2 separate regions of the Mus musculus genome follow, and region 2 is linked to region 1. A link is a loop called in an ENCODE intact Hi-C map of the cell type or tissue named here. Cell type or tissue: heart. All regions are shown on one strand.

The links. A loop is a pair of places that touch in the nucleus more often than their neighbours do. Peaks named below come from ENCODE experiments on the same cell type or tissue, not always from the same donor. Only the 100,000 strongest peaks of a DNase experiment are listed, where the experiment ranks them.
Region 2: a loop joins it to region 1, with 2.0 times the contacts of the local background. A loop is called at or near these places in 1 of 42 quality-filtered maps.

The regions. Positions count from the first base shown.
Region 1 is chr4:126,966,514-126,970,513 of GRCm38, forward strand. Zmym4 (zinc finger, MYM-type 4) reads right to left here and starts at 1,714. Exons shown (of 30, transcript NM_001114399.2): 1 at 1,303-1,714. The coding sequence starts at 1,341. In heart, no CTCF peak of the experiment used is centred here; a DNase peak (open chromatin) is centred at 1,728; H3K4me3 peaks cover 2,163 bases; H3K27ac peaks cover 1,655 bases.
Region 2 is chr4:126,466,696-126,470,695 of GRCm38, forward strand. It overlaps Ago1 (argonaute RISC catalytic subunit 1), which reads right to left and starts at 1,888. Exons shown (of 19, transcript NM_153403.3): 1 at 1,702-1,888. The coding sequence starts at 1,726. In heart, no CTCF peak of the experiment used is centred here; DNase peaks (open chromatin) are centred at 1,226 and 1,996; H3K4me3 peaks cover 2,036 bases; H3K27ac peaks cover 1,638 bases.

The DNA.
Region 1 (4,000 bases):
CAGTGGTATAGGCTTGTCTATCAGATGTTAAGGCCCAGGATCCAATGACAGGACTAGAAGAATTAAAAAAAAAAAAAAACCTTAAATGCAACCAACACAAGCATTTGCAAACCTGTTTTCAAATCTCGGATCAAAACTCTGGACTTTGCAAACTTAATTATGTAAGATAGGAAATAAATCTACATTTCAGCCACAAATGGGCTGCATAGTTACTGTGAGGTTGAACTCTTCACAAAGCACTTCGTGCAATGTCAGGCACACAGTCAGCACTCAGGATGTTAACAGTATGCATCTTTGAATAGACATTTATGCTGAATGAAAAAGCATTTTTGGTTAAGATTCATGTTTTAAGCAGCTTGGTTTAACAACTAACTCATCATTTGGAGACCATTTCCAAAAGGAAAACTCCTGATAGGAAACTTAACAAACTTGATGCTTAACATGCTGGGTGAGGGGAAGTTTAAAAAAAAAGCCTTGAAAAACATTACTCAGTGGATAGTATTGTTCTCCATCTGAAGAAAATGAATCACAACTAAATTAAAAATAAAAAAAGTTTCAAGACAAACTTTTAAACGGCTTACAACTCCTGTGTAGACAAGGCTTTACCTAGGGCAGGCAAGGCTGGCTGGGTACATCCTAAGGACAAAACTTGTCACTCTTCCACGTTACTAACTGCAGGTAAAGAATGCTAGACTATAACACATCCGTGGCTATCAGAACACATTCCCCCAACTTCAAGACGACAACCCCACTTCTTCTAAGGTGAAGAGAGCACCATGTCCACTTTGGGGCTTGATAACGGTCAAGGGGGAGGGGAGTGGAGGCAGGAAGATGAATTGGCTCCGGGGTTCCCGCAGCACCCTCCCGGTTACTCCTCAGGAAACGACCAATCCTCCACGACTTCTTCCCGCCACCTCTACCCCCACCTGACCTCTCCCCAGAGAAACTTCCATAGACTCCCTTTTCCTCGAGGATGCAGAAGCGGAGTCTGACACCTTGCGTCTCCCAGGCTCCCCCCCCCCCCGAATACGCACCACCACCCACACGCCGGCAAAGGGAGGGGAGCCAAGCGGACCACGGCCCCCGCCCCTCCCCCTCCCCGCCGGCCACCGAGCTTTGTCCCACCTGCCGAGGGGACCCCGGTGCCGCCTCGGGCCGCCCCTCCCTCCGGCCGTCGACCACCGCGCCACCCGTGAGCTCCGGGCTGCTCGGGGCCGGCCGCGCCCCGCCCCCCGCCCGCCCGCCCGCCCGCCTGCCCGCAGCCCGCAGCCCGCAGACGGCCCGCGGCCTCACCTCACCTACCCTCTTTCGGGGGCCGGTCTCCACCTCCCGCTCCGCCATGTTGGGCCCCGCTCGGAACCGCGGCGGCTCCCGGCGCGGCGGCCGCGGCCCCTCTCGGCCCCCGCCCACACTGCAGACACCGGCGCTTCACCCGCTGCGGTTCGGTCCCCCTCGGCCCCCGCCGGGCCTGGCGCGGGAGTGACGAGGGGGGCGGAGGCCCGCGCGCTTAGCCGCAGCTCCTGGGGTCCCACGGGCGGGCGCGTGGGCGCAAGGGCCTGCCGGGGCAGGGGGGCCGGGACTCGGGGGGTTAATGGCCTCCAAGGGGCCCCGTGAGGAGGATTATTTTCTCTCAGAGAAATTCCTCCGCCAGTGGTTTTCTTAAAGGGATCTCCAAACCAGCCCCTTGCGCGCGCCCCTGATGCGCAGGCGCGCCACAAGCCCCTCCTCCCTTTCCCACCAAGCCCCCGGTCCTGAGCGTGCGCGGTGAGTGGCCCAGGCTAGGCCTAATCCTGTTAGTCTCTTTGCTGCCAGCAGCTGCTCCCACCACTCAACTATGGCCGCTCCCTTAAAGGGACCATGACGAAGGGATGATGTCAGAATGAAAGATCTTAATGGAAGGACTATCTGGTGAAATGTCAGTGAGGGGTTCACATCACCACCCTACACCTGACTACAGAGATATTGCCAAAAGGAGAGAACCCTGATGAGCCAAAGTTCTCAGTGACCCTATGAACATGAAGAATCCCAACCAAGAAGAAAACAAGACTGTTATCTGAAGGAGAAACCAACAGCTTGTCAAGTAAAGGGCGTCGACTCTCAAGGAACAACTTCCAACCTTAAAACCAGATCCACTGGTAGTGTTGAAGGCAGAACCAATAACTGAAGACAATTTCCTCAATACCTGCTTGCCATTAGAATACTAAAATGAAAAAGGATCTTAGAAACCATCTACTCCATTGCTTTCAAAGTTAACATTGCCAGTATGGTCATTTGAAATAAATTAATTTACCTCAAGATATCGAGTGGCTGGTGAGGAGCTAGAACACAGTCTGGAATTGCATTCCTCCAGGATTCTGAACACACAAAACTGTCGTCAAGGCAAAAGAACATAAAATGTCAAGAGTCTTGATAGTTCAAGAACATGGCTGCTCTCCTGAGAAGTTTCATGGTGATGACCTGCAACTGCTGTGTGCCATCATTTGCCTCCACTGAAGGAATTTGAGGGTCTGACTTAAAGAATAGGAGCTTGAACTGTCAAGGCAGGAAATCCAAGGGTAGGCACTATCTTCCCTGAAGCACAACGAAGCCAAAGATAATGAGAGCTGAAGTCCCCTCTTGGATTCTTAATGAAGACATAGGCACAACAGACAGACATATAGTAAAAAATACAAGGAAATTAGTTTAGGTTGGTTGGAGTTGGGTTGGTTGGAGTTGGATTGGTTGGAGTTGGGTTGGTTGGAGCTAGGTTGCTATGTAACCCAGAGTGGCCTGAAACTGCTGGTCTTCCTGCCTTGACCAAGTGCTTGGACTGCTGGTATACTAGGAAATCCCCAAAGAACTAATTAAAAAAAATGTTTAAGTCTCTGAAGAGTTGTTATTCTCCATGGCAATACAAGGGGACCCAGAGCTCCTCTGCTCACAGGGTGAAAGTTGCTCTACAGCTGTACTTCTGTGTGTAAGTCAGTAGCTCTTTGAACCCAGGAACATTGGCTGAACACTGAAATGGCTGAAAGTTTCCATGCTGGTCCTTGATTCTCCCTTGGGCCTGTTATCTTTTGTTTCACTTATGGGTAGAACAAAAAGAAACATGTTCACTTCTGCCAGATAATGTTTTTTTTTTCATATCCTAGACTCTTTCCTTACATGTCCAAAGCAAAAAACAAATAGAAAGGTTAAGAAAATATGTTTTCAGGGATTGTAGTTAAATATAAGACTGGATGGTTTCCACCTTTTTATGGGCTGTAGACTACTCCCTTCTAATAAAATCCAACAGCTTAAAAGTGGAACTTCTGAAGGGAACAGTTGAAAATAGATACCAGCCTGGTCTGCATAGATTGTCTAAAGTAAGAAAAGGGGAAAAAAATCAGGGGCTGGAGAGACGGCTCAGCGGCTAAGAGCACTTACTGCGCTTCCAGAGGCCCTGAATTCGATTCCCAGCAACCACATGGTGGCTCATAACCATCTGTAATGGGATCTGATGCCCTCTTCTAGTGTCTGAAGACAGCTACAGTGTACTTACTTACATATAATAAATAAATCTTTTTTAAAAAATCAGGAAAAGTGAAACTTCTGATATTCAACTGAAAGTGGGGACCCCAGCTTCAGCCATGTCCTCTCTTCTTCTACTCATGCATCCTCCTATCATTAGAAAAATGCCAGGCTTTTTTTTTTTTTAATGGTTTAAGTGCATTGTTTAGTTCGACTACACTATATTTTCTTCTGCAGTGCTAGGGACCTCCCTCACAATGCTAAGAAAGCATTCTCCCAATGAGACACACCCCAAGGCCCGTTTCCATGGTTTAAGATGAAACCAAAGCCCAGGTAAAATGTGAATAGCAAGAGATCACACAAAGGATTAGTAACAGCATTCAGGGCTGACAGGCATCTTGATTCTCAGCCTAAGGCTCTCCAATACAACAGGAAGTTTCTAGAGGTCTGATAAGTTGGGTCTTGAATAATAGGCGTGATTTGCACATTCCAGAAAACATAGGAGCGTGCC
Region 2 (4,000 bases), 500 kb before region 1:
CAGCTGACTCCAGTTCTCCAGCCCTTCACCTGGCAGCTTCCTTCTGTCCTGTAACAAACAAGCCCCCTTTCTTCATCACCCCAGAACCCATCAGACACTCGTCAGGATAAAACCATTAGCAATTCAGGACATAAGCTTTCGTCAGTCTGTCTGGACGTGGGTCCTACTCTATAGTCCCCGGGTTTGTTGGTAGTAGTTTCCAACCTAGAAAATAAGGATTTACACTCTACCTAACAAGGCTATCTGTGTTTGGGAAAATACAATCAGTACACATTACAGATCAGTTCCTCCTTGTGTGTGTGTGTGTGTGTATCCTCTAAATAGGAAAAGTAAGTTAGAGCTATTATCAGGTCAATGCTGCCCCACCCCCAACATCTTGCTTCTTTTTTCTTCTCTCTCTCCCTCTTCTCTCCCCTCTTTGGTTTTCTTTTTGTTGTTGTTGTTTTTGTTTGTTTGTTTGTTTGTTTTTTGGAGACACTGTCCTGGGACTCGCTCTGTAGACAAGGCTGACCTTGAATTCATTCATCTGCCTGCCTCTGCCTCCCCAGCGCTGGGATTAAAGGCGTGCGCCACCAGTGTGTCTGCCTAACAACTTGTTTCTATCAGGCAGACAAGCTTGGCAGCTTTGAGTCTAATGACATGCTCCTGACGTGGGAAAAGATCCACTAGGAAACAGGAGGCACAGGTATATAGAGAGATTATATTGTGATATAGAGTCAATTCATGGAAAAGGAGGGCACTATCTTCAGATTAAAAGCTCCCATCTCTTCTCAGGAGTGGTCTAGAAACTTGAAAAACATGTGGGCCTAGTTTCTCAGTGACCAACACTTTCCTAAGGCCTATCTTCTGAGAGAAGTAGCTCATAAAGCAAGGCTTTGGTCCCCGTCCATCCTCATGCAGCAGAAAATGCACTCTGGCAGTTGACCTCGACCCTTTCTTTGACAAACTGCTACTCCGGGGTTTAAGGACCAAGTGTCAGAGACCGCCCCCCACCCTTCCCCCAAGACAGAAGGCAATTCCCATTTGTACTACGCAAACAGAATCTGCGAGACTGCACACTCCTCCTAAACCCAGGGGCACAGGAGGGATACTCCAACAGCCACGCCCCCACCACATAGGGCAGCCCTTCAGGCTGGTACCTCCGCGCATGCTCCCGCGCCACCACTCAAGTCCCCAATCTAAGGGGGGAAATCCCTGGTCTAAATCCCCACCCACCGCCCCCTGACCCTCACCCCCGCTTCAGGCCCAGCTGGGCGGAGCTCAGAGGCCAGCCCCGGCGCCTACTCCCCAGAGACATTAGCTTAGCCCAGCCCAGCACGGCCGAGCCCCCGCCCCCCGACAGGCGGTAGTTCCAGGCCCATCTGTGTCGCCCCCCTCCTCTCCAGGACACCTGGAGCCCGCCCCCCTGCCACCTGCCGGGCCTCCCCATAGGCCTCCCCAGACCTCACGGAAGGACACCGTGCATTCAGGCCCTTCTCCCAGGTTACTTCTCACCCTCGGGACAGTATACTGCTTCCTAGGACAAACAGCCCGGGTCTCAGATCTTCACATGGTTCTCAGCCGGAACTGCATACAACCCCCTTCAAAATGGGCCCCCCATCCCCTGAGAGCCCCTCTCCTCACTCTGCAACCATGCTCTATGCCGCGAGAGCCTATAGGGCTTTGGAATACACACTGCTCCCAGTCCCCGAGGGCCCTTACCTGCTCCCGAGGGTCCCGCTTCCATCCCATATACCCGTGCGGAGGACAGGCGGCCGGGAGACTGAGGAGTCCAGCGTGAGGGGCCTAGGTACCTCGCACTTGCACTGCTCGGGCTCCCGGGCCGGGCTCGGCTCCCCCCCGAAGCCCGGCCGCTCGCGCTGTCGCCCCCGCAGCCTCCGTTGCCGCCGCCGCGGAGCCTGCAGCAGCTCCCCCTGCTAGCGCCCGAGTAGCTGCCAGTGCGCAGGCGCGACCGATGGGCCCATGGGGCGGACGGGAACGAGTCAAGCGGGGCGCTCGACGGCAACAAAGGCCAATGGAGAGGGGCGGGGGCGCGGGGACCGTGCAGCGGCCTCTGGCGGCCACTCGTAGCCGTGCAGCCTGGCGGGAGGGCTCCAGTGGCGGAGCCGCGCAGTGGCGTAAGAGGGGAGGGGCTGGGCGACACCCCTTCCCCGGCTGCAGCCTGGGGCCCTGTCTTTTCCCTAAACAGATCTCTGGAAACCTATCCACAGCCCCGCTATCAACACAGAGCCTGGCTCCCACCCATTCCCCGACCCTCTCCCCCTCCAACACCCAATCACTCAAAGGCCCTGCCTCCCACCTCTCCCAATCACCCTCACCCTTAAGTCTTGACTGCCTCTGCTAAGTCAGTCTTTCTGTGTCCCTAGTCGCTGATCTCATTAATGCCACCCACCCTTCCAGGCTGCGTGCCTGGCGCTGAGACCACAAATGTGTTAGAAACCTTGCCTATTCTGGCCGGTGTAACAGTTTTGACACTGACAGAGCTCTCTATCTGCAGGAAGCACCTGCCTCCACTTTTTCGTCTGCAGAACGTTTGCTCCTACCAAATCTCTTAATGACGTTTTGTGTCAAACCCCAAAGGCTAATTTCCTATTATTTCCCTGCAGCATCTGAAACTATATCTCTTCTTAAAAATTAAAAAAAAAAAAGACTTTCCTTGGCTTTCACATTTTCTTAAGTCTCCTAATGTCTGTCCTGAAGAGCTTTCTTCAGTGGCTCCTCTTGTTTTGTTCACTGTAGTGACCTGAATTTTATATTCTACTCTCCCCTTGCCTCTTCACAGCTTCATCCACTTTTAATGCCCAAATATCTATACGTTACCATGTTGCAGCTTCATATTTCCTACTGTCTGCTGGACAGCTCCAGCTGGATCTAACAATTCAAACTTAAGTCCAAACCTAACCCTTTCTTTTTCCCCTACAAAATACATATATTTGTCCTGTCTCAGTGAACTGCATCTCCATGCCAAAAATATCAGCTCCTGTCTCCCTTGTCTATTTGCTATATTCAACTGTGTCTTGACATGCTTACCTTATGAAGTGCTCTCAAAGCATTCCCTGTCATTCTCATAGTCTCTAGTGTGGGTACCCTTTTCTTACCTTGCCAGAAGCACCACAGCTAATTCCTTGATCGTCTCACATAACCTTCTCATTTGGTCTGCTGCACTGATGGGGTAATTACAGAGAGACCCAGCTCAAACGTAACTTACACACACACACACACACACACACACACACAAACGCACGCACACACACACACACACACACATTTTTTTGAGACAGGGTCTCACTATGTGCTCTTGGCTGGCCTGAGACTTGTTATATAGATCAGGTTAGCCTTCAAATCACAGTATTCAGTTTCTTCTGCCTCCCAGGTGCTGGAATGAAAGCTGGCCACCACCACTCCCAGCTTCTATGTATTTTCAATGTTCACCTTACATCAGATGCTATACAAAGGAGAAGGAGTTTAGGAGATGGATGATGTTCACACCTTACTAGTGAGATGAACTTAAAGACATTCATTTTAGTATGCCTAGCTTCCTTTCAGCTTGTGAGTTGCCTTCGGAGTGAGTCATAGGCCTTATGCTGAGTAAAAGGATGTATGTCTCAGGTGGGTGGGGTAGCGCAGGCCTTTATCCCAGCACTGATAAGGCAGAGGCAGGCAGAACTCTGTGAGTTCAAGGCCAGTCTGGTCTACTTAGTGTGAGTTCTGGGACATCCAAGACTACAGAGTGAGACCCTATCTCAAACAAACAAACAAACAAACAAACAAGCAAACAAACCTCTCTCTCTCTCTCTCTCTCTCTCTCTCTCTCTCTCTCTCTGTGTGTGTGTGTGTGTGTGTGTGTGTGTGTGTGTGTGTGTAATAACTTTTCAGATGATGCAGATATGGCTAAGCTGGGGGCCACACTAAGGACTAGTGCTCTCCAGGGACTAAGAAGAAAGCTCTAGAGCTGGCTTGTCTTGGCTTCAATCCTTAGCCTGCCACTCACTAATTATGC